Regions from separate parts of the Homo sapiens genome. Here regions 2 and 3 are each linked to region 1. A link is a loop called in an ENCODE intact Hi-C map of the cell type or tissue named here. Cell type or tissue: Caco-2. All regions are shown on one strand. Links, peaks and the distances in the headings refer to the core of each region. The heading gives the core; the rest is flanking DNA.

Region 1 (10,120 bases), core at 3,084-5,583:
TGTTAAGAAAAAAACAAGGCTGAGGTGGAGGATCACTTGGAGCCAGGAGTTTGAGACCAGCAGACAGAGTTTGAGACTCTGTCTCTACAAAAAATATTTAAAAAAATTAGCTAGGCATGGTGGCTTGTACCTACAGTCCCAGCTACACAGGAGGCTGAGGCCAGGAGTTCAAAGAGGCTAAAGTGAGCTCTGATCATGCCACTGCACTCCAGCATTGGTGGAAGAGCGAGACTTTGTCTCTCAAAAAAAAGAAAGAAAAAGAAAAACAGTATAAAGGTTAATACTTATTATAATGTCTAGTTTATTTTATAAAACCATAGCAAAAACTGGAAAAAATTACATCAGGAGGTTGTGATATTATAGGTGATTTTTTGTTTTCTTCATTTTATTTTTCTCAAATTTCTATAATGTAATGATTTCTTTTATAATCAGAAAAAAGGTTACTTTTTTTTCCAACCTTACCCCACACCCACCTGTTATATCAACCCTGAGGTGGTAAAGCAAGGTGGTTGACAAAGCAAAATTGTTAAAAGACAAGTACGGTTCAACTGGACTCCTGGGTAAATTACTAGAAAGAGTGCAGCATCCACCTGAGCTACCCATAGAAGCTTAGCAATTAGTTAGTAGCTGATTAATACTGAATTTAATCCCTGCCAGAATAGGAGAGAAGAGCTGAGCTTTAGACCTTACCCATTAGAGATTAGGATTGGAAGCTAGAGGATAAGGAGCCCACCAGTGAGGCTGAAGTGATAGAAATGGCCTCTCACCTTCTCCTACTCCCTCTATCCTTTAATTAAAACAGCTCTGTCACCTGGGTATCATTCTCCCCACTTTGTGGGCCAGGACCAAGGCTTAACTTCTCATGTTCAATTCTTGAACCCCTTGAATAATTACTAGGACGATAACAAGCATGGCTGGGGAAATATGCTGATCTTTACCTATGACTAATAAGGCCCTTAATAATTTTTTTTTTTTTTTGAGTCGGAGTCTCGCTCTGTCGCCCAGGCTGGAGTGCAGTGGCGGGATCTCGGCTCACTGCAAGCTCCGCCCGCCGGGTTCACGCCATTCTCCTGCCTCAGCCTCCCGAGTAGCTGGGATTACAGGCGCCCACCACCACGCCCGGCTAATTTTCTTTTGTATTTTGAGTAGAGACGAGGTTTCACCGTGTTAGCCACGATGGTCTCGATCTCCAGACCTCGTGATCTGCCTGCCTCGGCCTCCCAAAGTCCTGGGATTACAGGCATGAGCCACTGCGCCCGGCCAACACTTAATAATTCTTAATAAGTCAAAAAAATTAAAGGGAGAGGGAGAAAGATTATATTAGTTATCTCAATGACATCAATGATTAACTAGGCAGTTGGCAAGGTTTTCCTAGTCATGCAATCACATAGAATATAGAGGAAAATGCAGATTCAGGAAAAATTTAGGAGGTAGCATAGTCAGGCCTTGGTGCTTGATCCTATGTGCATACTGCAGGGAAGGCAGGAATCATGAATGACTGGAGATCATTTGGGGTAGGGAGACTGATATCGTGTGCCTGGAAGTTTTAGAGGGGCTGGGGCTGAGGAAGTAAACTGTGGATATCGTGTGGTGGTTTCTGCCAAAGAGATAATTCACTTCATCTGGATATTGATTACCTACAGGGAAAATTAATAGATTAAGGACAATGAAAGACAACTTTCTTACAGAGTAAGGAGAACAAATACAGAAAGAGGAAAGGCTACAATAAACTCTGTGGTTGAGACCATCCTGGCCAACATGGTGAAACCCTGTCACTACTAAAAATATAAAAATTGCTGGGCATGGTGGCAAGTGCTTGTAGTCCCAGCTACTTGGGAAGCTGAGACAGGAGAATTGCTTGAACCCAGGAGGCGGAGGTTGCAGTGAGCCGAGATCACACCAGTGTACTCCAGCCTGGCGACAGAGTGAGACTCCATCTCAAAAACAAAACAAAACTCTGTGGTATATGATTAGAATTATAGATACTTCTGTGAGCTCATAGTGGTGTTAATATGCAGATATAGAGGTTGAAATATATATAGGAATGGATATATATGTATTCTCTGGCTGTGTTTGGTAAGAGGGTCTGTGAACAGTGGCATCTTTGTAGCGATAAGCACACTTAGTACCCAGATCTTGGTTTTTTGTTTTGTTTTTTTTTTTTTTTTTTGAGACGGAGTCTCGCTCTGTCGCCCAGGCCGGACTGCGGACTGCAGTGGCGCAATCTCGGCTCACTGCAAGCTCCGCTTCCCGGGTTCACGCCTTTCTCCTGCCTCAGCCTCCCAAGTAGCTGGGACCACAGGCGCCCGCCACCGCGCCCGGCTAATTTTTTGTATTTTTAGTAGAGACGGGGTTTCACCTTGTTAGCCAGGATGGTCTCGATCTCCTGACCTCATGATCCACCCGCCTCGGCCTCCCAAAGTGCTGGGATTACAGGCGTGAGTCACCGCAGATCTTGGTTTTTAAATACCTTACTAAAAGGAACCAAGGCTCATGGAGAAGTCACCAGTTTCAGGACTGTGCAGACAAAAGTATAAGCTGAGTGTGAAACATCTTGCACCAGAAAATAAGAAAGCTCTCAAAGTAGATTTGAACCACATTAAAGGACAAAGGATTCAAACTGAAGGGGATCCCACTTGCCAAATACAAAACAATTTGAGCATCAAAATAAATAACGTTAGTAACATATTATAAGCCATTGAATAAAATAGAATCCATGAACCTATACTGATACAAAGAAATGAATAAATAAATGGAAAGCTCTTCTTTACAAGTTAAGCCAAATAGTTAATGTAGGAGAAATAATAGGCTGGGCATAGTGGCTCACGCCTGTAATCCCAGCACTTTGGGAGGCCGAGGCGGGCAGATCACCTGAGGTCAGGAGTTCGAGACCAGCCTGGTCAACATAGTGAAACCCCGTCTCTACTAAAAATATCAAAAATTAGCCGGGTGTGGTGGCGAATGCCTGTAATCCCAGCTACTCAGGAGGCTGAGACAGGAGAATTGCTTGAACACGGAAGGTGGTTTCAGTGAGCCTAGATCGAGTCATTGCACTCTAGCCTAGGCAACAAGAGCAAAACTCCGTCTCAAAAAAAAAAGAAATAATGGAATTAGAGAATCACCATTTGATAACAACCATACTAAAATAGGAGGCCAAAATAATGAGTGAAAGTTTGATGAGAGAAAAGATACTTAACATAGTCTCAAAGTATCTCCCCATAAAATGCTTTTTAATTATTTAATAATAGCATTAATAATAATAATAAATAAACATATTTATTTATAAGACTAACAGTGGACAAACAAAATGATAAAGGTTAATTTACCAGTAATAGGACAAACTGACATTGTGCACCTCCTAATATGATGCACTAACACAGTATCACTTGTGATAGTCCTGCCCTGCAAAATCATAACTTTAATCATGAAAAAATATCAGACAAACCCAAATTGAAGGTAGTATAAATATCTGGCCTTTAAAAATGTCAAGATAATAAAAGACAAGGAAAGCCTGAGGAACTGTCTAGATTGAAGAAGATATGTACATGACAACTAAATGCTGTGGATAATCCTGGGTTGAGTCCTGGAACAAAAAGGAAAAGGGGAAAGGGAAAGAAGTTTTTAAACAATTGTGGGTTTTTTGTTTCTTATTTTGTTTTGTTGTATGTTTGCTATAATGGATACTATTGGGATAACTGGTAAAATTTGAAAGGGGTCTGTACATTAGATAGCACTATATCCATGTTAATTTTCTGATTTTGATGGGTATGCTGTGGTTTTATAGAATAGTGTCTGTGTTTATAAGGCCAGTGGGGCATTATGTCTGCAACTCACTATTAAAAGGTTTAGAAATGTATATATATGTATAATATATATAAACTATATATCATATATTATATAATAAATACATAAATTAATATATAAATTATACAATATATCTATAAATTATATACATATCTATAAATTATATAATATATAAAATATATATAATATATAAAAGTATATAAAATAATATATATGGCATATATAAATTATATACATATGATTTAGAGAGAGAGAGAGAGAATGGTAAATCGTAATAAGTGGTGAACCTGGGGCCTAGATGAAGTGTATGAAGGATTTTCTTGTACCATATTTTATAATTTCAAAGTTATCTTAAAAAAGTTAAATAGAGAGCACAGATATTATGTGAAATAATTAAAAATAATAAGACTGTATTGAAAAATATATTCTTCAGAAAAATACCCTCGACACAGTATAGAGACAGATATTGTTAAGGAACTGAATAATGTAAGTGGCTAGGGCAAGCAGCAACTCTCAGAGATGTGTCCCCAGGGGCAACATAGTTCCGCAGCAGATACGGCTTTTGGGATCCCAGTGACAACATTCTGGTGAGGCTCTAGTCCCTAGTGCCCAGTCCGTTCCTCCAGTGATCCATCAGAAGTAAAAAGAGGAATGCAGCAATGTAACAGAAAACAATACAACAAACTACTCAAAAGCCAATAAGCACCATCTAGTGGCAAGGAGGTGATTTTCCCCATTTTGTGTGTGTTGTCAAATTCAAACTGCGTGGGCCAATTTGCATTCCTGGCAGCAGATTGTGAGAGTTTCCAGGGTTCTACATCTTCACTAAGCTTGCTAAGGTCAGACTCACTTTCTCATTTTAGCGAGTACAGAATAGTATTTCCTACAAACTGACAGTAAGATTTAGAGGTTTGTTTTTGATTCAGTTTTTAAGATTTATTTATTTAGGCAAGGATACTCTATATATGATGCTCTATACTTCCTATTGTATCACAGCAAGAGGCACGTAATGTCTGGTTATCCATCAATTAAATGTGGTTCAAATGTGGTTGACCTGATTCATCAATAGATATAGTATTAAGGATCCTTATCTATCTTTCACCTAATGGTTTTAGAAACCACTGATGATTTTTACTTAGATTCATCATTTTGTAAAATATTTCAAAAATAGTCATTTTCTAATTTATCATTCTTTCTGCATTTATTAACTGTAATTGTTCTATAAAGAACTTTCCCTCATCAACCACTAGGTACCTTGAAGTCCAGCCCACATAAGAAAAGCAGGGTAAGTGATAACTTACATTTATCGATTTTTAGCATAATGATTTGGTGTCTTAGTGTGTTGTGTGTTGCTATAAAGGAATATCTGAGGCTGAGAAATTTATAATGAAACGAGGTTTGCTTAGCTCACGATTCTGCAGACTGTACAAGAAGTACAGTACAGGCATCTGCATCGGGTGAGGGCCTTAGGCTTCCATCCATGGTAGAAGGTGAAGGAAACCTGGCGTGTACAGAGCTCCATGGTGAGAGAGGAAGCAAGAGAGAAACAGAGGAGATGCCAGGCTCCTTTTAACAACAGGCTCTCATGAGAACTTACTGAGTAAGAACTCACTCCTGGGAGAGGGCATTAAACTATTCATGAGGGATCTGCCCCTGTGATCCAAACACCTCTCATTGGGCCCCGCTTCCAACATAGGGTATCCAATTTCAACATGAGATTTAGAGAGAACAGTATTCCAAACTATAGCAGTTGGTATCCTGGCAATTGGTGAATGAAGACGATTTTTTAAAAAGACTTATTAAGGACTCTGAGATTTTTACACTTATGATTTCTATTCATTGTAGTCTTTATTCCTTTTCTCTTTTTTAAAAAATTAATATTATTGGAATTATAATTTAAATGCAATAAAATGCACTCATTTAGAAACTGTGCAATTGACATCAAAGAGCTTATCCACCATGATCAAGTGGGCTTCATCCTTGGAATGCAAGGCTGGTTCAACATATGCAAATCAATAAATGTAATCCAGCATATAAACAGAACCAACAACAAAAAAACCACATGATTATCTCAATAGATGCAGAAAAGGCCTTTGACAAAATTCAACAACCTTCATGCTAAAAACTCTCAATAAATTAGGTATTGATGGGATGTATCTCAAAATAATAAGAGCTATCTATGACAAACCCACAGCCAATATCATACTGAATGGGCAAAACCTGGAAGCATTCCCTTTGAAAACTGGCACAAGACAGGGATGCCCTCTCTCACCACTCCTATTCAACATAGTGTTGGAAGTTCTGGCCAGGGCTATCAGGCAGGAGAAGGAAATAAAGGGTATTCAATTAGGAAGAGAGGAAGTCAAATTGTCCCTGTTTGCAGATGACATGAATTGTGTATCTAGAAAACCCCATCGTCTCAGCCCAAACTCTCCTTAAGCTGATAGGCAACTTCAGCAAAGTCTCAGGATACAAAATCAATGTGCAAAAATCACAAGCATTCTTATACACCAATAACAGACAAACAGAGAGCCAAATCATGAGTGAACTCCCATTCACAATTGCTTCAAAGAGAATAAAATACCTAGGAATCCAACTTACAAGGGACATGAAGGACCTCTTCAAGGAGAACTACAAACCACTGCTCAATGAAATAAAAGAGGATACAAAGAAATGGAAGAACATTCCATGCTCATGGGTAGGAAGAATCAATATCATGAAAATGGCCATACTGCCCAAGGTAATTTATAGATTCAATGCCATCCCCATCAAGCCACCAATGACTTTCTTCACAGAATTGGAAAAAACTACTTTAAAGTTCATATGGAACCAAAAAGAACCCACATTGCCAAGTCAATCCTAAGCCAAAAGAACAAAGCTGGAGGCATCATGCTACCTGACTTCAAACTATACTACAAGGCTACAGTAACCAAAACAGCATGGTACTGGTACCAAAACAGAGATATAGACCAATGGAACAGAACAGAGCCCTCAGAAATAATGCTGCGTGTCTACAACTATCTGATCTTTGACAAACCTGACAAAAACAAGAAATCGGGCAAGGATTCCCTATTTAATAAATGGTGCTGGAAAAACTGGCTAGCCATATGTAGAAAGCTGAAACTGGATCCCTTCCTTATACCTTATACAAAAATTAATTCAAGATGGATTAAAGACTTAAATGTTAGACCTAAAACCATAAAAACCCTAGAAGAAAACCTAGGCAAGACCATTCAGGACATACGCCTGGGCAAGGACTTCATGTCTAAAACACCAAAAGCAATGGCAACAAAAGCCAAAATTGACAAATGGGATCTAATGAAACTAAAGAGCTTCTGCACAGCAAAAGAAACTACCATCAGGGTCAACAGGCAACCTACAGAATGGGAGAAAATTTTTGCAATCTACTCATCTGACAAAGGGCTATTATCCAGAATCTACAATGAACTCAAACAAATTTACAAGAAAAAAACAACCCCATCAAAAAGTGGGCGAAGGATATGAACAGACACGTCTCAAAAGAAGACATTTATGTAGCCAAAAGACACATGAAAAAATGCTCTTCATCACTGGACATCAGAGAAATGCAAATCAAAACCACAATGAGATACCATCTCACACCAGTTAGAATGGCTATCATTAAAAAGTCAGGAAAAAACAGGTGCTGGAGAGGATGTGGAGAAATAGGAACACTTTTACGCGGTTGATGGGACTGTAAATTAGTTCAACCATTGTGGAAGTCAGTGTGGCGATTCCTCAGGGATCTAGAACTAGAAACACCATTTGACCCAGCAATTCCATTACTGGGTATATACACAAAGGATTATAAAACATGCTGCTATAAAGACACATGCACATGTATGTTTATTGCGGCACTATTCACAATAGCAAAGACTTGGAACCAACCCAAATGTCCAACAATGATAGACTGGATTAAGAAAATGTGGCACATATACACCATGGAATACTATGCAGCCATAAAAAATGATGAGTTCATGTCCTTTGTAGGGACATGGATGAAGCTGGAAACCATCATTCTCAGCAAACTACCGCAAGGACAAAAAACCAAACACCGCATGTTCTCACTCATAGGTGGGAATTGAACAATGAGAACACATGGACACAGGAAGGGGAACATCACACACCGGGGCCTGTTGTGGGGTGGGGGGAGTGGGAAGGGATAGCATTAGGCGATATACCTAATGTGAAATGAAGAGTTAATGGGTGCAGCACACCAACATGGCACATTTATACATATGTAACAAACCTGCATGTTGTGCACATGTACCCTAAAACTTAAAGTATAATAATAAAAAAAAAGAAACTGTGCAATTGAATGAATTTTGAAAAATGCATATGCCTGTATAACTACCCCCACAATCAGAATAGAGAAAATTTCTTTTTTTTTTTTGAGACGGAGTCTTGCTCTGTTGCCAGGCGGGAGTGCAGTGGTGTAATCTCGCTCACTGCAACTTCTGCCTCTAGGGTTCAAGCGATTCTCCTGCCTCAACCTCCTGAGAAGTCGGTATTACAGGTGCCTGCCACCATGCCCAGCTAATTTTTGTATTTTTGGTAGAGATGGGGTTTCACCATACTGGTCAGGCTGGTCTTGAACTCCTGACCTCAAGTGATCCACCTGCCTCGGCCTTCCAAAGTGCTGGGATTATAGGCGTGAGCCACTTTGCCTGGCCTAGAATATAGAATATTTCTATCACCCCCAAAAATTCCTTTCAGCCCCTCTGCAGTGAGTCTTACTCCCACTCCATCCCTAGCCCTAGGCAACCATTAATCTGCTTCCTGTCACTATAGAGTAGGTTTTTCTAGGAATTCCTAAAAGTAGAATCATGTCTCTGGATTCTTTTACTCAGTTGCATCATATAGTAAGTGTTCTGTTATTCTCTTTTGATGCTCAAATTGTTGCCATTTTTGGCGAGTGGAGCATTTTTAGTTTGACTCTTTCATTATTTTGATATGACCCCAGTAGTCTCTGATAGCTTTCTGTCTTTCAGGCACAGCAAGTGGTCTCAGGCTCAGGATGTATATTTCCTATTCTATATGAAATCAGCCAGTTCTTCAAAGGCCTTGCTTGCTTCCTTGGTCTTTGAAGACTATAATCTGAGCACTAGGGATGATCATTGCTACTAAGTTGTTATTACTTCCAGAACTTTCCAGTGGATAGAACTGGGAAATAACTATTTTCTAGAAGGAGAAAAGTAAATAATGAGTTCGTACTGATATTTTCTATTTAAATTAAAGATTAGAACTTTAACCTACTTTGTAATATTTTGCCTTTGTTCTCTTAAGCTAAAAATCTTGGTTTTTAATAACATTAACATGTATTTGTCTTTTCCTACCATATAAATAATGTATATTTGCTATATGTAGCTATTTATTTGTTTATTTTTTATTTTAGAGATAGGGTCTTCCTATGTTGCCCAGGGTAGAGTGCTTGCTATATTGCCCACTGCAGCCTCAAACTCATGGCCTCAAGCAATCTGCCTCAACCTCCTGAGTAGCTGGGGCTACAGGTGCAGCTACCACACCCAGCATCATAGGTATTTTTAAAATAACAGTTTCAAAATAGCAACCCCAATATTGTAAGTAACAATAAAATGACTAAATACAGGTTACACTTCTTTGTGATGTTTTAGTCTTTAGGATATATCTCACAAAAGAATGAAAGCCAAAATATTCCTTTTGCAGTCATTAGACAGAGCTCTTCTCTATTTGGTCTTGCCACCAACTTACTGTAGAGCTAAGTTCACTTGTCTCAATTTGGTTTAGATTTTTAGGGATTGCTTTTTTCTTTTATTTTCTTCTTAAAGTAATTGGTTTTTGAAGTTATTTAATAGTCACATTTACATGTTTTGAAAGTCAAAACCATATGACAGATTTCATCTGAGAAGGTTTATTTCCAGTCTGTGTCCCCTGCCTTTCTTTTTCGTTAACAGATTTATTTTTTAAAACAGCTTTAGGTTTACAGAAAACCTGCCTCTTTTTCCCTATTATTAATGTCCTGCATTATTGTGGTATATTTATTACAATTGATAGCCAACATTGGTACAGTTATTAACTAAAGACCATGGTTTATATTAAGGTTTGTTGTTTTGTGTTGCACATTCTGTGGGTTTTGAAAAATGTCTAATGACATATCCACCGTTACAATAACATACAGAGTAATTTCACTGCCCTAAAAATCCCTTATGTTCCAATATTCATCCCTCCCTTCTTTCCCCAAAACCCTGGCAACCACTGACCTTTTCCTGTATCCATAATTTTGCTTTTTATTGAATGTCATACATAATAGTCCCCCTTT
Region 2 (10,120 bases), core at 3,064-5,563, 170 kb before region 1:
CACTGCACTCCAGCCTGGGTGACAGAGCAACACTCCATTTCACCAAAAAAAAAAAAAAAAAAAAAAAAAAAAAAAGCTCTTCAAAAAAAAATAGCCTTCAAAAGCTTTTTTCCTGAAAAACAGCTCTTCAAAAGCTTAAAAACTGGTTATCAGGGGAAGGCTACTCTTCTTCAGGCAGATCATCCCCAAACTTAAACCTCCATCACATAACTTTGTTTTGGTATCCTGACTGTTCTGAGAATGTGTTTCATATGTGAATGTGCCTCTTAAAAACAGGGCATTTAGAACTGAACCTAATACCCCAGGTATGGTCTGATCATCAGAGCAGACAAGTGGATGTTTACTTTCCCTGAACTGAACCCCGTGTTTTCCATAAGAAATTAGTTCTCATTTTACATGAGTTAAAACTTGTGAAACTTGATTAAAATGTCTGAAGCTCAGTGTGTGATCTTTTTAACCCTCAAAATATACTGCAGAGGATTGCTTGCAATATTGAAACAATTACCTACTCTTAGATTATGTAAGAGAGAAAAATGTAAATAAATATGTGAAGAATTCTTTGCAATTTGGCAACTTTCCCCTTTTTTATTTGTTCATGAGAAACCTCCCATCTATAAGTCTGTAATGATGCTTACGTATTATTACAATAGATGGATTTCGGATACAGTACAACTGACTTCTGTATAAAACGTGTCATCTTGATGTTCTGACTGGTACATTTCACTCATTCAAATAAAACAGTCTGTATGAATTGTAAGGCGGAAATCTAAAAATTCCTCTCCTCGTTCTCCTTCATATTGGTAGTTAACTTATTTTTTTTTAATGAGGAGTGGGCAGGGAAAGGAAACTAGAGCCAGAGAGAACAGCTTAAATGTTGCTTCTGGTTCCCTGGATAGCTGGGATATCCCTTTTGCAGTCTTCGGGAATGGCGTAACTCTACACTCTTAAAAAATTATTTAAAATTTATCTGAGCTGGTCACAAATTCTACCCTAGAGGATGCTGCAATAATTATTATATAAGGTACAGATACTACAGATGCATAATTGGCAGAAACCAGGCTATTACATGTAAAAGCATACCATTTCAAAGTATGTCACATTGAAAGCGCTGACAAACAGTCTGATTTCTTCATTTTGAAATATTGGCTCCAAAGTCCCTTAGAACTATTTTAAATCATTTGGGCAAGCATTGACATTGAATGCTCATTTTGAAGTGTTTGCAAAGGTGTAACAATTATATAAACCGTTTCTTAATAGTGTGTTAATTAAAGAATAGGGCTAGGTTAACCTTAAATTCAAAGGTAGCTAATCTTATGTCTATTATATTTAAATATTAAATATATTAATTTATTAATATATTTATTTTAAATATATTTCTTGTTTTGGGTGTGTAAATAGGTCATTTGATTGACTTTCTCTTAGACTTCCTAAGGTTTTATAGTAAATGCCATCACATTAATAGCATTAGCTTAATGATTAAGATTAACAAGTTCTTAATGCATCTCAAGAGTATCTATGAGTATATATTACAGGTATTAATATATGCATATTTACATGTACACATACATTTTTACATTCACATATACATGTGTATTATGGAGCAGGATTTCTTTTACTCAAGCCTGGATATATGCACAGAAAAGAACTCTCTACTTTTCATATTAATAAAAGCTGACTCTATATAATCAAATTACTTTAGAAAATAAGTAAAACAAAAGATTATGTCTTCTTGAATCTACATAATTGAAACATTAGGGTGGCTCTTTTTCTCTTCATTTGTCTAAAGGAATTTGCCTGTGCATTTTGCAGTAATAGTTACGTATTTTATTTGATTAATTACCTGAAGTCAGCATCCTGGTCATGGTTTATTCTTTTTTGCTACTGTTTTTGAATTTTCAAAGACAGCTTAATTTTGCAAAGATTTTTTTTCCTCCAGTCAACTACTAGAATCTACTAAACTATTAAAATCTCTACTGCTACAGAAAGCATTCATTTTTTAAAAAATCAAAGCCTTAGGAGAAATATTGCACAAATTATAGAAATCCCCTATCTTTTCACTAGCTTTATAAGCCATATAAAATATTGCAATGGAGAAAGAAAAAGAAACACATTTAGTAAGGTCAACATAACCTCCATTATTTATCCAGGACCCAATTTTATTTTGTGCTTTAAAGCCAATATTTTGTGTGTTCTATTACTACAATGTAACTTTTCCATTACTTTTTGTCCTATTAGTATCAACTTACTTTTAAAAATTTAATAAAATGTTAAAGGAACCTACTACAGAGTTTCTCAGAATTAGAGTTCCATTTTTGAAAAGATAGCCATGCATTTCTAAAATACTGCACCAATTCTATTAAAGTAATTTTATTTAATCTGCTTTTATGTTTAATTATATACAATTAGTGGAAAATATGTTGCCATTTAATTACACTGTCATCTTCCCCACCCTGCTATGATCTGTTTCCTTCCAATGAGTACTGATAGTTCTCTTATGCTGGTTTTGATTAAGCTGTGTCTTAATTAAAGCTGTCATTCTAGGAATCCCAAAAGTGGAAGTTATCTTTGTAGCATAAACTTTTTAAAAAAAATTTTATCCATGCAACTACTTCCAAGTCCTTTTCTTCCTTTCCGCCTTCTCCAAACTTCCTAACATTTCTGCTGTGGGTCAGAGATCAAGGGCTCTCCAAGCTAGTATGGAAAGGGAAGAGGGGGCCTTACCTTCACAATGTAGTCAGCCACCCGGCTGTATTTGTAGCGAATGAAGACGCCCAACCCGATAGGTATGAGAGTGCTGCAGAGAGTCAGGGTCACGGTCCCTAGGGGTAGTAACTGCACGATAGGGGTGTTGATCCAAGCCCAGCTGTAGATCCACAGGCACAGGGGCATCAAGACGAGGGCCAGAAGCGTGGAGGAGATGGTCATGATGATGCTGCAGAAAAGGGAATGTGCAGAAATCAGAACGAGCTTTGAGTCAAACAGCCAGCTAACCTTTTTCTTGTATGTTGAGTAGAGGTGGAACGGGGAGACTGCAAGTCCCGGGGTTGAAGTCTGGGCAGAACCTACATCCGAGGAGAGTGCCAAGAGAGCAGCACGTCTAACACCGATGGAATTATGAACCCAAGGCAGGGAGGAAAAACAAGCCCCCTGTCTCGGTACTGCTGCCCTCGACATTATAAAGTCTATTGAGCCTGGATGATTCTGAGGGGAAGGAACGTTCTTCCTTGCAAGCCCCCTGCAAGGTAAGCCATGGTAAAGCTGCTGACTGCTACTTGTTGGTCGGACTCAACAATCCTGCACTCTATGTGAGATTACTTTCTCTGACGGGCCAGTAGCCCTATTTTACTTTTACGTTGCCGGCGAGTTCTAGTTCAGACTCCCCCTTCTCTTTGTCTTCCACTGGACAACGACCTGCGCTGCCACCCCGACGCTCGGGGAGGACGGCGAGGGACCCTGCTGAAGGGCCGCGCTGCGCATGGAATCCCAGCCTTGGAGCAGCTCCCTCGCCGTCTAGCTTGCTCCCCTAGCAGCACAACCTGCAGGTCGGCCTTGACTTCTAAAGCCGGGGCGTCATCAACTTCCTCTCCTTTTCTCCTCCTTCCTCCACGCCTAATTCCAACCCCTCCACTGCCTCTGTCCTTCGTCGTGAGCCCACGGCCGTAAACGCGCGTCTGGGATGAGACAGATGCCCAAGGAATAGACAGATCCGTACCTGAGGTTCATGTCGCCGTCAACCAGCAGGGACATAAGATTGGAGAGATTGCCGCCGGGACAGCAGCCACACAGGAGCACCGCCACGGCGGCCACCTCGTCCAGCTTGAAGGCGAGGGCCAGCAGGAAGGCCAGCAGCGGCAGGAGGCCGAACTGGCAGAGCGCTGCCAGCAGCGCGCCCACGGGCCGACGGACGTGCGCCCCGAAGTGGTTCACGTCCACCGTGCAGCCCAGGCCCAGCATGGTGATGCACAGGGCGGCGCCCACGAACACGTTCAGCCCGTGGTTCAGCGGCGTGTCCCAGAACGGGAGCGCGTGGGGCGCCCAGGGCCGAGGGAACGGGGAAGGGCCGTGGCTCGCCGCGCCGCCCGCGAGGCCGCTGGTCGTGGGCTCCGGGGTCGGAGTGGGGCCGGGGCTGAAGCCGAAGCTCGGACCCGGCCCGAGGCTGAGCCCAGGGCCGGGGCCGGCGCTGGAGGCAGGGGCGAGGGCGAGGTCCGTGCCGGGGCCCAGGCTGCTGGCATTGGGCGCCAGGGTGTAGTTGTCCCGCAGCAGAGGGGCGAAGAGCAGGGTCACGTTGTCGTTGCCGTCCATGGCGCGGCCGGAGCTGCGGATTCCGGTCCCCTCCCGCCGCGTGCCTCTCGCCGTCCCGCGGTCGCCGCAGTCGCCGCCCGTCGTTCTGCCCGTCGGTCTCCGAGCCCCGGCTGCGCGCCGCTGACGTGCTCGGCGGCGTCGGGGGCGGCGGGCCGGTCTCCGCTCCCAGGTCTGCAGCCGCCCGCAGCCTGGCACTCCGCGCAGCGCGGCCCCCCGGGTGAACCCAATCGCTGCGCCGGCTCCGCGCCGCGGCCCCGCGCCCCGCAGGCCCCGCCCCGCCCTGCCGCCCGGTCCCCTCCTGTGAATCGCCAGTAAGTGGTTCTGTTATCGAGTGTAGCCAGGGGCGGAACAAAGACCTGACAAAGGACCAGAGCAGGAAAAAACCGTTCCTGGCTGCCGATCAAGTTCTCTGATGGGCTCTGCCTCTTTATAATGAAATCTGGAGACCCAGACACACAAAGTGGAGGGGGCGGGTGGATAACCTCATCGATGCACGCTCATGGCAGAAACTGTTCCTATAGCCTGCAGCCCTAAGAGGGGTGCTTGACTTAATATGAGCGATTCTCTAGTAAGCAGGACACGATATCTGGCTTGAATTTGCAAACAATTTTTTGCATGATTTTCAGTCTTAAAGTAGAATGTAATAATAATATAGCGGGTTTTGTGCAAGTGCGTGTGCATTATTTCATTCGATTCTTACAGCAAAGCCGTGAGATAGATACCATTTTTACAAGCTCGATTTTTACAAACGAGGAAACTGAGGAACGAGGAATTCTCAGTCTTATCAACCGAACCCACAAGTACCTGGCTGAATCTGCACGGCGATGTGTCCCTAAAGAGGGCAGAGAAGAGCTTGGCTAATAACAATTTCCATGAAAAATGTGTGTTTAAGAAGTTATTGGCAGGTGGAGAGAGGATATTTCAGTGGCCACAGATTTACGAAGCTTTATGAGTAAGGCCCTGGCATTAGGATTAAAGGACTGAAAAGAAATAAAGTGCTGAGATTCCCTGCTTGAGACAGGTTTATCCCAAAACAATTCAAAAGCAGAGCTCTTAGGAATGGAGATGCAACAACTTTTAAGTCAGTCACTAGATGGCATGTAGAAAGGAAAATAATTTCGCTGCTTACCAACCAGGTGGGGCCTGTTAAGGAGGCATCTAGCTCCCTGGGGGTGACCATAAAGTGATAGTCAGTTGAGTTGTAAAAACCAACAGGAATTTCTAGAATGAAATCAAGGCTCAGTCTTAGCCCAGGGTTGCTTTCACAAGGAGCCAAGATATAGTGAATTCTTCTATCTGGGAACTTTTCCCTAACTCCTGTCCTGGCACAGAGTGACTTCTATTACCCAAGGGTGGGCTGAGCCTTTCCTCCTCCCCAAATCTCATGAAGATGATGGAGACTATGAAAAGTAAGACTTTGCAAATGCAAAGCATATTGCACTCTTCATCACAAATAATTTATTTTTTCTCTTTTGGACTGTAAATTCCACGAGGGCAGAGCTTTTGCAAGAATCTAGGAGGATAATGTACCCTTACACTTTTCCAAAACACTAAACCCAGAAAAAAAAACTTCAGTGAGCTAAACTTTAAAGGAAGTGGGTTGTGACCAAAAATATTTTAAGTTGACATGTCACCTTATGTAGGTAAAAAGAAAGATATTCAGATATACAATGATCCATGCTACCCAACCGTTACATTAGTAGACCCAGGGAAGATGTGTGGAGAAACAGACAAGATAAGGAGGGAAGGCACTGCTGAGCCTTCACAGTCTTGAAACCACAGAATGAGATAAGCCAAGAACACAAATGGCAAGGGATCCAGCTGAAGCCAACTGTGCAGGCACCACTCCTATTTGCCTCAGAAACCCTCATCATGTTAATGATATTAAAATTCACAATCACATTAAATAAGCAGTAATTAGAGGCAGACCAACTCAACTCATCCAACTACCTCCTCTCAGGGTTTAGGGAGGGACTTGGGCGGCAACTTGTGCAATGGGCGAAGACTGAAAACAGAAAGGGGCCTGGCATCATGGCTTTTGTCTGCAATCCCAGCAATTTGGGAGGCTGAGACAGGTGGATCACTTGAAGACAGGAATTCGAGACCAGCCTGGCCAACATGGTGAAACCCCATCTGGACTAAAAAGACAAAAATTAGTTGGGTATGGTGGTGTGTGCCTGTAGTACCAGCTACACAGGAGACTGAGGCAGGAGAATTGCTTGAACCTGGGAGGTGGAGTTTGCAGAGAGCCAAGATCGTGACACTGCACTCTAGCCTGGATGACAGACTGAGACTCCATCTGAAAAAATAAAAAAGAAGGGGATGATGGGCTGCGATTGTAAATCATGGGGCATGTTGCACCTGCAATCTTGGGGGATTCTTGGGACCTACACACCTGATGTCACTCCTGCTGATGGGGTGATTGTCATTGTAAAGAAAACAGGTGCTCTGGCCTCCCCTTCTTTCTCATCTTCCTCACTATGTATGAGAAAACCCCAGGATTAGGTTTAAGCCCATTCTCCAGGTGTGATGACACTGGTGTGGTGACACTGGTGAAGTGAAGTATTCTTTTCCCAAGGGGGAAACAATATGTAAAAGGGAGAGATAACATAGTACTTAGAAAATATGGCCAGGCATGGGGCTCACGCCTATGGGAGGCCAAGGTGGGCAAATCTCTTGAGCCCAGGAACTTGACACCACCCTGGACAACATGGTGAAACCCTGTCTCTACAAAAACTACAAAAATTGGCCAGACATGGTGGCGCATGCCTGTGGTGGCATATGCCTGTGGTACCAGCTATTTGGGAGGCTGAGGTGGGAGGATCGCTTGAGCGCAGGAGGGCAAGGCTGCAGTGAGCCATGACCATGCCACTGTACTCAGGCATGGGTGACAGCAAACCGTGTCAAAAAAAAAAATTAAGGAAGGAAGGAAGATGAAATTAAGCTAGCTATTTGGGGAAAAATAAATTTAGAGCTTTGTGGCACAGTGTATACCAAAGCTAATTCCAAGTAGATTAAAGGGTTAACTATTATAATAATAATAATGCAACAAAATACTAGAGAAAAAGATTGGCAAGTGTTTATCTCATCTTTGGATATGGAAAATTTTTCTAAGCAAAAAAGTAACAGAAGAAATCATAATGGGGAGCTCAGTAGATATGGATACATAAAAACTTTCAACTTTGTTATAGTAAAAACATCATTTAAGAAATTAAGAGAAAATTTATGATTAATTTATAAGTTTTATTGTGTTATTTTATAGGAAAAGAGGCAAATGACATGAATAGACACAAGATCACAAAAGAGATGCAAGCAGCCAACATGTTTATGAAAATAGTCACATTCACTAGTATCCAGAGCAATTAAATTGAAGCAATTAGATGCCATTTTTCAGTACTGGAAAAGATTCAGATATATGCTATTATGTTACAGTGGCAAGGATACAATCAATTTGGATATATCCTACCATAGAAACAATCATGGAAAGAGAGCACCTACTTCCAGGAGTTCTCATAAAAGTCCTGGGGTTAACTTGGGATTAATAAGGGAGAACTATTGTACACTAATGTTTGTTTTGGCCACTTTTCTTGAAAGGAAGCTAGGAGGCTTTTTAAGAGTAGAAGCATTTAAATTTAAAAATTAAATAGAAAATAGGCAAGAGAAGTGTACCCATCCTTCAACCAATCATTGTGGCCATAGGATGGAATGCTTTCACTCAAGCAAGGGAGTGGTCTCATCCCCACTCAAGACACATCAACTCAAATTTGGGGAAGGGATTCCTCAGAGGAATAGTGGGTGCTGTTAACAGAAAGAGGAAAAATGGATGTTGAGTAGGCAGAAAAGCAATAAGCATACACAGAAGTTGTATTCAGTACCTCAGCACCCTCAAAGGTGTTTGAGGGCTTCTTCCATTGCATTTCCAGAAGTAAGTACTGCTACCTTAAGAATCTTTGTCAATATGCTGTTTTAAAAGTTTCATATTTTGTGCTTATTTAACTACTAGTGAAATAGAACTTTTTCAGTTTAATAATAAAAATACTTTATTATAAATTATGTATTTTGCCTATTTACAGAAATCATCTGACTTGCAGACAATTTAAGTACAACGTATAAGACTGGTAGAAGAAAAATTAGAAACAACCTAAGTATCCAACAATATGCAACTGGTTGAGTAAATTGTTTTTTATTTACATAATAGAATAAATACTATGCAACTATTTTAAATTTTCATGTTATATTTTTATGTGAAAAAAGCAAGTTATGTACCGTTTTATGTTGATTTCTTTCTTTTGTATTTTGTTAGAAAAAATTTTTTTAGAGATGTTACATTGTCCAGGCTGGAGTGCAGTGGCTATTCATAGGCATGTAGGCATGGTCATAGCAGACTGCAGGGTGGCTCTTGGCCCCAGTTTCTTTAAAAGTATTTATATAGTTGCATTCAAAAAGACTGGGCCAAAATATATTGGATTATGGAGGATTTTTGCATTCCTTTTTGTTGTCTTTTCTTTTTTCTTGAGACAGGTCTCCTTCTGTTGCCCAGGCTGGAGTACAGTGTCATGATCTTGGCTCACTGCAACCTCCGCCTCCCGGGTTCAAGCGATTCTCCTGCCTCAGCCTTCCGAGTATCTGGGGTTACAGGTGCCTGGCATTAGTGACCAATGGGTAGGTAGTGTAGACAGGCAGCCATTAGTCACTGAGTAGGCAGGCTCAGTAATCAGATCAACTGTCTCAGTATTCCAGTGCTTGTGTTCAATTAATATTTCATTTAATAATGGCCCCAAAGTGCAACAGTAGTGATGCTGGCATATTGTCATAATTGTCCTATTTTATTACCAGTTACTGTTGTTAATATTTTACTGCAACTAATTTATAAATTAAACTTTGTAAGAGGTATGTATTTATAGAAAAAACATAGTAGATATATATAGGGTTCAGTACTACCCACAGATTCAGACATCCACTGGGGTCTTAGGACATATTCCCTGAGGATAAGGGGGGACTATTGTACAGACATGTTTGTTTTGGCCACTTTTGTTGAAAGGAAGCTGGAAGGTTTGCTTTTAATAGAGATCCGTCAAACAGGAGAGCTGACTGGAACATTGTTCTTAGCTGATTTGTATCTAAAAGCAACATGGCCTGTTGATTATACTTGCTTTATATAATTAAGTCTATTTTACAGAATAAAAAAGTCCATTTCTAACAACATTAATTACTCTTTAATAACTAACTAATGATGGATAAAACGAAAGATTATTTTCTGTGTCCAAAAAGTATGCCACTCTTAAAACACTTACTAATTCCCAATATTACATTTATACACTTGGCACAAAAGTCTGGATACTCCAAATCAGTGAGGGCCTGGCTTGTCTGCTCATGGTGAACTCAAGCATATTAAAACCTGCTCAGGAATGTCTGGGTGGCCTGGTGGACCAGCCAGGCAGAGGTCATATTTATGGAAGCCTCACTGGTAGAGTTGTTAGACATAGCAAATAAAAATACAAGACATCCAGTTACATTTGAATTTCAGATGAACAACAAATACGTTTTTAGTAAAAAGATGTTTCAAATATTTCACCTGGCAATCTTACCTGGAGACGGATGATTGTTAGAAAACTGAGATGGCATGGTGGCCTCCAGGGGCTAAGATCTCCATGCATTTAGGAAATAAACCCTAAATTCCAATAAATATACTAGGTGGGCAAAGAGGAGGTGCACAAGCCTGGGCTAGGGATGCTGTCTGGGGATTGGTGAAGAGGAGGCAGCATGGGTTGAGGCCCTCCCTTGTCCCCTAGGGAATTTTGGCCTGGTTCTGTGTGGA
Region 3 (10,120 bases), core at 2,927-5,426, 60 kb before region 1:
CATCATTCACTCTGCAAAGCACCATCACATGCTTCATTTAATTTAATGTCACAATTCCAATGTTCTCCTAAAGGTCTTTTTTACAGTTTACACCATGTATTCTCAAGTGAGGAGATATTCATTCCCAAGAGGGCAAAAACTGGTTCTTGGGGTGTGAAAAAATTCCTAGATGTCATAATTGTATATGGCCCTCATAGTACTTAAACATATATAGAGTATATCTTGTGGTATTAAGATTTCATGGGGAGTGTGGGAGAAAAGGAAAAGAAGTTTTTAACAAGGCTCCTTAGGGGAGCAACCGAAAAGAAAAAAATTGAGAAACGCTGGTTTACACTAAAACACAAAGGGTAATAGACTAACAATTACAAGAGTTAAGTGCTAGTGCAGAGTAACATGCAGGGTATAAAAACCAGTCATAGAAGCAGAGCAGCATAAATGCTGTTCTTTGTCCCTCACACAGCATAACTGCTCTATGTAAAAATGGACTCTGAAAACAAGTTGATGAATAAACATGTACATATGTTGACTAAGTCTCTGAAATGTCCACTGCAACATTTCTACTTTCACTACATTACTACCCCCACAATACTTTAAGACATATTTAATATACAACAAAATTATGCAATAGTAAAAAACCTCAACTCTTAACAATTAGAATACTTACTTTCTTCCTGCATCCGGGCTAGAATCTGTACATCAGTTACATCATTTAGCTTATAATTGGATCCAATTGAATCTTCATCTAATTCTGAAGCACTTAACTCACTATCTATAGAGGACTGAGGACTGAGTGGAGGATTTCTGTCTGAGCTTTTCAAGTTACCTTAAAAAAAAAAAAAGAAAAAAATTCAAACTCTGGTAAAGCAACTATTGAATAAATGCCTACTGCAACTAACTTGATATTATACCCTTTGATTTAATTCATTCTTGTTCTGCCTTTTCTGCTTAAAAAATTCCCTGAAATTAGAAATTGACCTCATTAAGAAAAATGAGGGCTACTGAGACTCCTTTATATGCTATGGCATAAACATATTTTCATCTAAGTATAACTTATCTATTCTCTTATGTAACAATTCAGCTTTCAGCACAGTGCCTGGCAAGTAATTGGTGTTCAATAAGTATATGTTAAGGATTTCAACTTGCACAAGATAGCCAATGAAACTGCTCTATAAATAGATGAGTTTATGATGTAGTGTTTTCTTCTCCCGAATTCACAGTCATTGACAAACACCATCATCTTTTCCCTCATTTTTCTAAATGAGAAAACTATAATTTGAATAAAATTAGATTCCTTAGAGATTTTAGGAACAAAGACCATGAGGCTTGTTTCTCCTACATTATGCCATGTTTAAAGTACTTTATCATTCTAAACCAAAAGGAAGACAGAAAACAGGCCAGAGGAATAAAGAATACACACATCCAAAAAAGTCTAACTTGTTTCTAATGAAATATTTTCATCAGATCGTCAACTTTTACTAAATAATGAAATCCCAACACTGTCACTAATATTTCTATTACAGATTTATCTGAAACACTTGTTTTCCAGAATTCTTCACCATAACAGTCAGCTCCAACATGAAAAGCATGTAAGGAGAGCAAGAAGAGTACAAAATAATTAATCTTTATACTATTAATGAAAAAAGAGCAGAGTGCACATGATAGGAAAAGTACTACAAGGTCAGGCTCAAATAATGCCTGAACGAAATTACCTATTTTAAACAAATATTGCAGCTTAAACTTTTTAACATGGTATCATCATAGGTGAAGTAAGTAGCAAGTAACAACCTATATACTACACAAAGAATAGGATCATTAGACTAGGGAGTGCACAGGTCAAAATTTGAGGTGGTTAACCTTAATTTTTAAGGAAGTTATAATAATCAGTCATAACAACAGCTTCAGCGACAATAAGAGTAAATAAATGGGTGAATTGTGAATTCGTGAAGAGTAAGCTACACAATAACAGTCTCAGAGCAGAACATTCTTTCCCTGGTTTATAGCAATCTGGCTTTCCCACATCATTTACTGCCCCCTCACTCTGCTGGTACATTCACCTCTAACCTCATACTATTATTTAGCTGCAGTATCAAAGTTTATTAAAATTCCTATAAAGAGGTTTTAACTCTGTAGTTTTTACAACCCAAGTAGGCTGTTCAATAAGGATCTATTGATTAAAAGAATCACATTTGTAACCCATTTAATTAAGCCAGACTTACAAACTTTTAGGTACTTGCTAAAGAAAATTTTATGTATTTAGCACACTGGCTTATGTTTATACCCCTGGTGCCTAATATAGTACCTGGTGCTAAGTTGCTCCTCAACGATATTTTCTTTAACCAGTTAAAAGTTTCATAAATAAAATGAACTCGAACTGCAGATGAATGTTATTTTCTGATACAGTGCAGTAAGCTAAAAAACATTCCTTAATAGCTCCATATCATTTTCTCCTTACCTGAATTTCCAGGAAGTATAAGCTGTTTGACTATAGGAGGTCGCACTGGGGTTGAGGATGGAGAATTGAAGCCACTGCTGTATGGGCTACTGGCATTTGGACTGTAAGGACTGGTGTAACTCATAGAGTTGAAAGGATTATTATATAAATTCTGCCTCTTGAGAGCTGCATTAATGAGAAGGGGAAAATCAAATTTAACAACTGAGAAAAAGTTAACGTTTCATTTCTGAAGTTTTCCTATTAGAAAACTAAATCATTATCTCAATTTAAATGAAGAAATATTCTTATGGTAGTGGGGGAAAAAATATAATAATCCCAACAAATTGTTTCTATTATCTTAAACTGTGTATGCAAATAAAACAGTAGCCACATCAAACAACAAAAATAATGCAGGAAGAGTAACTCCTAAACAGATTATTGGCCACTTAATTCACTTCTACTATGTTGGAAAGTTTATTCTTTGATACTTGCTGTATCAATCCTGAGTGACCTTTAAAAATAAATGGAATATAAAAGCATACTTATGTTTTCTCATTTTTCTGTAACAAATGTATTACTTTTTATTTTAAAAAATATTCTTTGGGCCAGGCACGGTGGCTCATGCCTGTAATCCCAGCACTTTGGGAGGCTGAGGTGGGCTGATCACTTGAGGTCAGGAGTTCGAGACCAGCTTGGCCAACATGGTGAAACCCTGTCTCTACTTAAAAAAAAAAAAAAAAAAAAATTAGCCAGGCATGGTGGTGCATGCTACTTGGGAGGCTGAGGCAGGAAAATCACTTGAACCCGGGAGGCAGAGGTTGCAGTGAGCAGAGATCGTGCCACTGCACTCCAGCCTGGGCGACAGAGTGAGACTCGTCTCGAAAAAATATATATATATTTTTTTGTAGAGATGTGGTCTCACCATGTTGCCCAGACTGGTCTCAAACTCCTGGTGTCAAGTGATCCTCCTATCTTGGCCTCCTAAAGTGCTGGGATTACAGGGGTGAGACACTGCACTCAACCTATTACTTTTTCTAAAAGCTATGAAATAAGTTGTTTAAATCGCCTTTTCAAAGTTTGGATTTTTTTTTTAAAGCAATACCGACTATTATTAAGCCAGTTTAAGGTCAAGACATGGGAAATCCTTAAAAAAAAAAAAAAAAAAAAAGTCGGCCGGGCGCGGTGGCTCACGCTTGTAATCCCAGCACTTTGGGAGGCCGAGGCGGGCGGATCACGAGGTCAGGAGCTCGAGACCACGGTGAAACCCCGTCTCTACTAAAAAATACAAAAAATTAGCCAGGTGTGGTGGCGGGCGCCTGTAGTCCCAGCTACTCGGAGAGGCTGAGGCAGGAGAATGGCGTGAACCCGGGAGGCGGGGCTTGCAGTGAGCCGATATCGAGCCACTGCACTCCAGCCTGGGTGACAGAGCGAGACTCCGTCTCAAAAAAAAAAAAAAAAAAAAGTCAACCTGAATACTTCTGTCAAAAAAAGAAAAAAAAAATGTGCTATGCATGTAAAATTAAATAAATAGTACAACAGTAGGACTAAGATATCAAATGCATATATTTAAAAAATTAACACTTAAAATACTATTTCTTCCTTCAATCTTTTTTTTTTTTTTTTTTCTCTGAGACAAAGTTTTGCTGTCACCCAGGCTGGAGTGCAGTGGCGTGATTTCGGCTCACTGTAACTTCTGCCTCTTGGGCTCAAACGATTCTTGTGCCTCAGCCTCCCAAATAGCTGGGAATACAGGCATGTGCCACCACGCCTGGCTAATTTTTTGTATTTTTAGTAGAGACAAGGTTTTGCCATGTCTCCCAGGCTGGTTTCGAAATCCTGAGCTCAGATGATCCGCCTGCCTTGGCCTCCCAAAGTGCTAGGATTACAGGCGTGAGTCACCGTGCCCAGCCCCTTCCTTCATATTCTAATATCCACAGCTTATTCAATATTTATGAGCACTGGCAAGAGCACTTTATAGAATATATACAAGAAACAGGATATGGTGCTCTCTCTCTTAAGAGGCTTGCAGCCAAGTACCACAGGCAGAGTCAACAAACATTGCAAGGCAAAATGAAATGAGTACTATCATAAAGGTGCAAAGGGCAATGGAAAGGAAGAGTTAGGAGTAATTCATTACAACTGAGAGAAACTGGGTAAGGCTTTTTGGAAGGAGAGGCATTGAAGCAGTCTTGAGAGGATGAGTAGTAACTTGACAGGATGGGGAAAGTATGTGCTTTACTCAGTATTTATAAGATGAACAAAAGCAGTGTCTCGGAAATGCAGAGCATGCTCAGGTAAGTGTGATAAAGCACAGGGCAGGGACAAAACAGATAAAACCAGCTGGAGCCAGGTCATGGAAGGCCTGAGACACTACGCTCAGAAGTCTGAAACCTAGTTAGTAGGTTTCTAAACCTATTTAGTAGGCCACTAAGCCTATTTAGTAGCAGTGATAAAACTATCTGTGATTTTGATCAAGCATATGATATGATCTGATCAGTGTAAGGAGAAAAAATGACAGAAATCTTGATGTTTAATAAGTTAGACTGAACTAGGTAGTACACGGTGACTAGAAAAAAGGAAAAAAAAGAAAAAAAGGATAGATATTAAAAACTGGAAAGGATTGTTAAAGAAAAGAAATCAGCTGAATGAAATGTCTGGTTTGCCTACTGGTAGTAGTGGTTTTGGGGAGGAGGAACATATGTTTTCTGTTTAGTTAGACAGTGCAGTAATTTGGACCATGTAGTTTTGTACATATTCACCATGAGACAAGATGCAAGATAAAACAATATTTTATATATATTTAGTATGCAGTATGTGGCATGATCTTGGAACTATCAACCTGTGCAGAAATACAGTTGCTAAATTCTACCTTTTTCCTCCTCCTCCATCTCCTCTGGAGTTTATTCTCTTTTACTTAGTTATTAATCACTAGCATTCCAAGTTCTAAGCCTTTTTATCTTCTCAGTCTATGCCATATTCTTTCTCCTAAGGAATCTCAATCATACATCAATTATTATCTATATGCTAAACATTCCTCATTATTTAAATTTCTAGTCTTAAGTTTTCCTCTGAGCTTCAGACCTATATACACCACCCATTTAATGTCTCTCCCCTTGGGTATGGCAAATGTATCTAAGTCAACATATAAGATCAACTCATGATCTTCGCACTAACATCTAATTCTCTTCCAAGGGTCCCTCTTCCAGAATGATCCCAATATTCATCTTGTCGCAGAAGCTGGCAACTTAGAAATCACTACTGATATTCTTGTCCACCATTTCCTCATATTTGGTTCATTCCCTTTTATTACCATATCTACTATGCTTTCCATTCAGCATACATGGCCTAGCTATCATTATCAACCCTCTTCAAAGGCATCCTACATTCACTCTTGCCCCTTTCCAACCTACTTTCCATACTACTACTAGAATAACCTTTCCAAAATAAAATTGATGACGTCCTTCCTGTCCACATACACTACACCCTTGCAGAAAACCCTTCGATATTTTTCTAGTGCTCTTAAAAGTCCACAATTGGCCGGGTGCCAGTTGCAGTGGCTCACACCTTTAATCCTAGCACTTTGGGAGGCCAAGGCAGGTGGATCACTTGAGCTCAGGAGTTCAAAACCAGCCTGGCCAACATCGTGAAACCTCGTCTCTAGTAAAAATACAAAAAAAATTAGCTGGGTCTGGTGGCAGGCACCTGTAATCCCAGCTACTCAGGAGGCTAAGGCAGAAGAATCGCTTGAACCCGGGAGGCAGAGGTTGCAGTGAGCCAAGATCGCACCACTGCACTCCAGCCTGGGCAACAGAGCAAGACTCCGTCTCCAAAAAAAGAAAAAGAATAAAGTCCACAATCTTTAACATGGCCTATAAGGTTTTACAGAGTCTGGTTCCTATGTATCTTTCTGGCCTTATCTCACATCTCTCCTTTCCTTACTCTTCTCCAGCAACTTCTTCGTATATGTCATGCTTCATCCCACATGGAGCCTTTGCACATGCCTTTCTTTTTATCTGGAATGCTCTACTCCATCTCCTTTTTCTGAGATGGAGTTTCACTCTTGCTGCCCAGGCTGGAGAGCAATGGCACGATCTTGGCTCACCACAACCTCCACCACCGGGGTTTAAGCGATTCTCCTGCCTCAGCCTCCCGAGTAGCTGGGATTACAGGCATGTGCCACCACACCATTAATTTTGTATTTTTAGTAGAGACAGGGTTTCTCCATGTTGGTCAGGCTGGTCTCGAACTCCCAACCTCAGGTGATCCGCCCACCTTGGCCTCCCAAAGTGCTGGGATTACAGGTGTAAGCCACTGCGCCCGGCCACATCTCTTTCTTAGCACACTTAAGTTGTTCTGAATCTTAAGGTTTCAGGTCAAACATCATTTCCTAAGGGAAAATTCCTATTTCTCAAAGCACTATACCTTTATTCCTTTATTATATATATATACCACTAAAAAAATTATTTGTAGTATGTTTCCCCTACTAGATGATAAACTCCATTAAGTGCCAGTACAGTGTTCATTTTTCTTTATAATGTACCCCACCTCCACCCTTTTCCCAAAGCCTGATACTTAACAGGTTTGCATTAAAAATTATTTGAATATATGCATGAATGAATGTGATTCAACAGAGGTGATACTAGACACCATATAAACAGATGAAAACACCAAAACAGGGAGAGACATGAGGCAAAAGAGAGATCTGGGGCAACCTAAACCTAAAACAGGCAGAGAGGAAGCAAAGGGAATGGGAAGTTATTGGTTAACACGGGTACAGAATTTCAGTATGGGATGATGAAAAAGTTTAGTATAGGATGATTAAAAGCTCTTTTCACCTGGATATGATAGTGACAGTTGCACAGTAACGTGAATGTACTTAATGCCACAGGACTGTACATTTTTAAAGGGTGAAAATGGATAATTTTGTATTATATAATTTTATGACAATTTTTAAAAGATGGGTAGAAAAGGAAGAATCTTCAATGAAGACTGAAAAGAAAAGAGCAGGGAGGGTAAATGAGGGTTAAAAAGACAATACACTGTCAAAAAAAACAAGTGAAGAAAATTTTAGGAACGAGTGATAGTGCGCTGCAGCGAACCTGAGTGTGAAGGAGTAATAACTGTTCTGCTGCAATACAGCACTTAAGTTCCTAGGAAGCTCTGCCTTACCAAAAAAGTGTATTTAAAAAAAAAACAATCTCCTTGGGAAATGGGGGATTTACAACTACAAAGTTCAAACTTGTAAAAGCCAAAATTTTTCCTTAAAAGATTTTAAATATATATTTCAAATATACATTGTATTTATAGCTGTAGCTATTGTTCTATGAATACAGCTATAAAATTTAAACAATGTTAAACAGATGCAGTACTTAATTACACCTAGTTATGGTTCAAGAGTAACTGCCTCTCTTACACACTCCTAATATCCTCCTTGCAATAAAGCAAAGAGCCACTCACTCAAAATTGCTATTTTTGAGGTGCAGCAGCTTTACTTTTACCCAAGTCCAGGTTGCTAGTCACCAATTGCTAATAATTCATACTCCTTAGGACGTTTTAAACCAGGGGTTGGTAAAATATAGCCTTCAGGCCAAATCTAGTCCACTACCTGTTACATTAAGTAGTTTTACTGGAACACAGCCATGCCCACTCATTTATGTATTGTCTATGGCTGCTTGCATGCTACAAGAGCAAAGTTGAGTAACTGCAACAGAGATCTTACAGGCAACAAAGACTAAAATTGTTTATTATCTGGCTTTTTGCAGAAAAAGTTTGCCAGAGTTTTATTTATTTGTTTACTGTCTGACTCCTCTTATAAGAATATAAGCTCCAAGAAGTAAGCCATTTTTTGGTCTATTATATTCACTGCCATAACTTCAGTGTTGAGAACAATGCCTATTATAGCAGATTCTCAATACATGCTGTTCAATGATGAAAATTCCTAATTAAATTGTAAATTATATTATTTCTAAGGTGGGGTACTGAAAAACAGTTTCTAGGGATATATATGTGTGTGTGTGTATATATATATATGTATATATGTATATGTATATATATGTGTATATATGTATATGTGTGTGTGTGTGTGTGCGCGCGTGTGTGTGTGTGTGTGTATATACTTTTTGTTTGTTTTGTTTTGTTTTGGCAACAGGGTCTTGCTCTGTCACCCAAGCCGGAGTGCGGTGGTGCAAACATGGCTCACTGCAACAACTTCCTGGGCTCAAGGGATCCTCCTGCCCCAGTCTCCCGACTAGCTGGGACCACAGGCGCACACCATGCCTGGCTATTTTTATTTTTTTATTTTTTGTAGAGGTGGGGTCTCACTATGTTGCCTAGGCTGCTTCTGAACTCCTGGACTCAAGTGATCCTCCCAATCAGCTGGGATTACAGGTGTGAGCCACTCTACCTAGCCCTCTAGGAATATTCTTTTTTCTTTCAATCATGCTCCTTCTATAGGAATATTCTCAATATATAGTCAGAAAATTTCCATACTTAATGTTCTGTGGCATTAAGTACATTAATGCCAGAAATTGGTCAGAAAATGTCCAGCTATTTAAAATGGTCTACTAGCTTGTCTACATATTTCTAATAATCTCTTATGAATATAACTTACATCAAGCTTCAGGGTATAATTCAAACAAATAAGCTGATAGTCATACTAAACATTTAAAAAATCACATAAAGGCTATTGCTTTTTCAAAAGTGCTTCTTTGGCCAGGCATGGTGGCTCACGCCTGTAATCCCAGCAGATTGGGAGGCTGAGGCGGGCAGATCACCTGAGGTCGGGAGTTCAAGACCAGCCTGGCTAACACGGTAAAATCCCATCTCTACAAAAAATACAAAAATTAGCCAGGAGTGGTGGTGGGCACCTTAGTCCCAGCTACTCGGGAGGCTGAGGCTGCAGTGAGCCAAGATCACACCACTGCACTCCAGCCTGGGCAACAGAGTGAGACTCCATATCAAAAAAAAAAAAAACAAAACAAAAAACAAAAAACAAAAACAAAAGGGCTTCTTTTCATAGAGGAAAAGTAATACTTTAGTGTCAAAACTGACCCAGATTCAGAACCTCTGTAATAACATCCCGTAAGTTATTTGCATGTAACAACCACTACCCCTTATCACCAAATAAACTTCATTTTATGTATGCCACTTTAACTGTCCCCTCTGCTTCCTGTGACCATTTTCAGCTTAAACTCTAACCACAAAGCACATACTGTTTTCTATAATAAAGCCAAAATAAGTAATTTTAAGTACATGGCTGCCAAGTAAATAAAAACCAGAAAAACAACAACAAAACTAATCATGCATCCATCTTTTACTATCTGAATATTTCATAAAACAGACTGAGAGAAATACAAGAAGAAATGAACAATATTTTTCCTACATTTCTGCCCACACTGGCATGCTACATTAAATGTTATAAACAGCCACAGACACATTTTGTCAGCTTTGTGAATGCTATTAAACAAAAGAGCATAAAAGCAATTTAAACCTAAAATGTCAAGTAGTTTTACATAACAAGGGAAATGAATACATTTACTCAGCACTTACTGTTAGCCAGAAAACATGCTAGGCTCTTTCACATAACACTTAACCCTGAAAATTACCTTTCAAGGTTCATCATTCTTATGAGACAACTGAGCTCACACAAGTCAAATAATGCAGTGACAGAGCAATTAAGGGCTAGAGTGA

Evidence for each region. Hi-C counts contacts between places; a loop is a spot of excess contacts. Peaks named below come from ENCODE experiments on the same cell type or tissue, not always from the same donor. Only the 100,000 strongest peaks of a DNase experiment are listed, where the experiment ranks them.
Region 2: it touches region 1 in a loop (4-fold over the local background); 7 of 110 quality-filtered maps call a loop at or near these places.
Region 3: it touches region 1 in a loop (2.5-fold over the local background); 6 of 110 quality-filtered maps call a loop at or near these places.

The regions. Positions count from the first base shown.
Region 1 is chr4:48,310,614-48,320,733 of GRCh38, reverse strand. No RefSeq gene overlaps it. Among named protein-coding and RNA genes, the nearest start is that of SLAIN2, 26 kb to the left of the region's middle. RefSeq lists an enhancer at 4,408-4,702. In Caco-2, for the core only: a CTCF peak has its summit at 4,514 (motif pointing left); no DNase peak of the experiment used is centred there.
Region 2 is chr4:48,477,744-48,487,863 of GRCh38, reverse strand. It overlaps SLC10A4 (solute carrier family 10 member 4), which reads right to left and starts at 4,521. Exons shown (of 3, transcript NM_152679.4): 1 at 3,713-4,521; 2 at 2,722-2,932. The coding sequence starts at 4,302. RefSeq lists silencers at 4,342-4,471, 4,552-4,601 and a cis regulatory region at 5,856-6,251. In Caco-2, for the core only: no CTCF peak of the experiment used is centred there; a DNase peak (open chromatin) is centred at 4,604; H3K4me3 peaks cover 1,018 bases.
Region 3 is chr4:48,370,393-48,380,512 of GRCh38, reverse strand. It overlaps SLAIN2 (SLAIN motif family member 2), which reads right to left. Exons shown (of 8, transcript NM_020846.2): 3 at 2,453-2,617; 4 at 665-823. Among named protein-coding and RNA genes, the nearest start is that of SLAIN2, 34 kb to the right of the region's middle. In Caco-2, for the core only: no CTCF peak of the experiment used is centred there; a DNase peak (open chromatin) is centred at 4,392.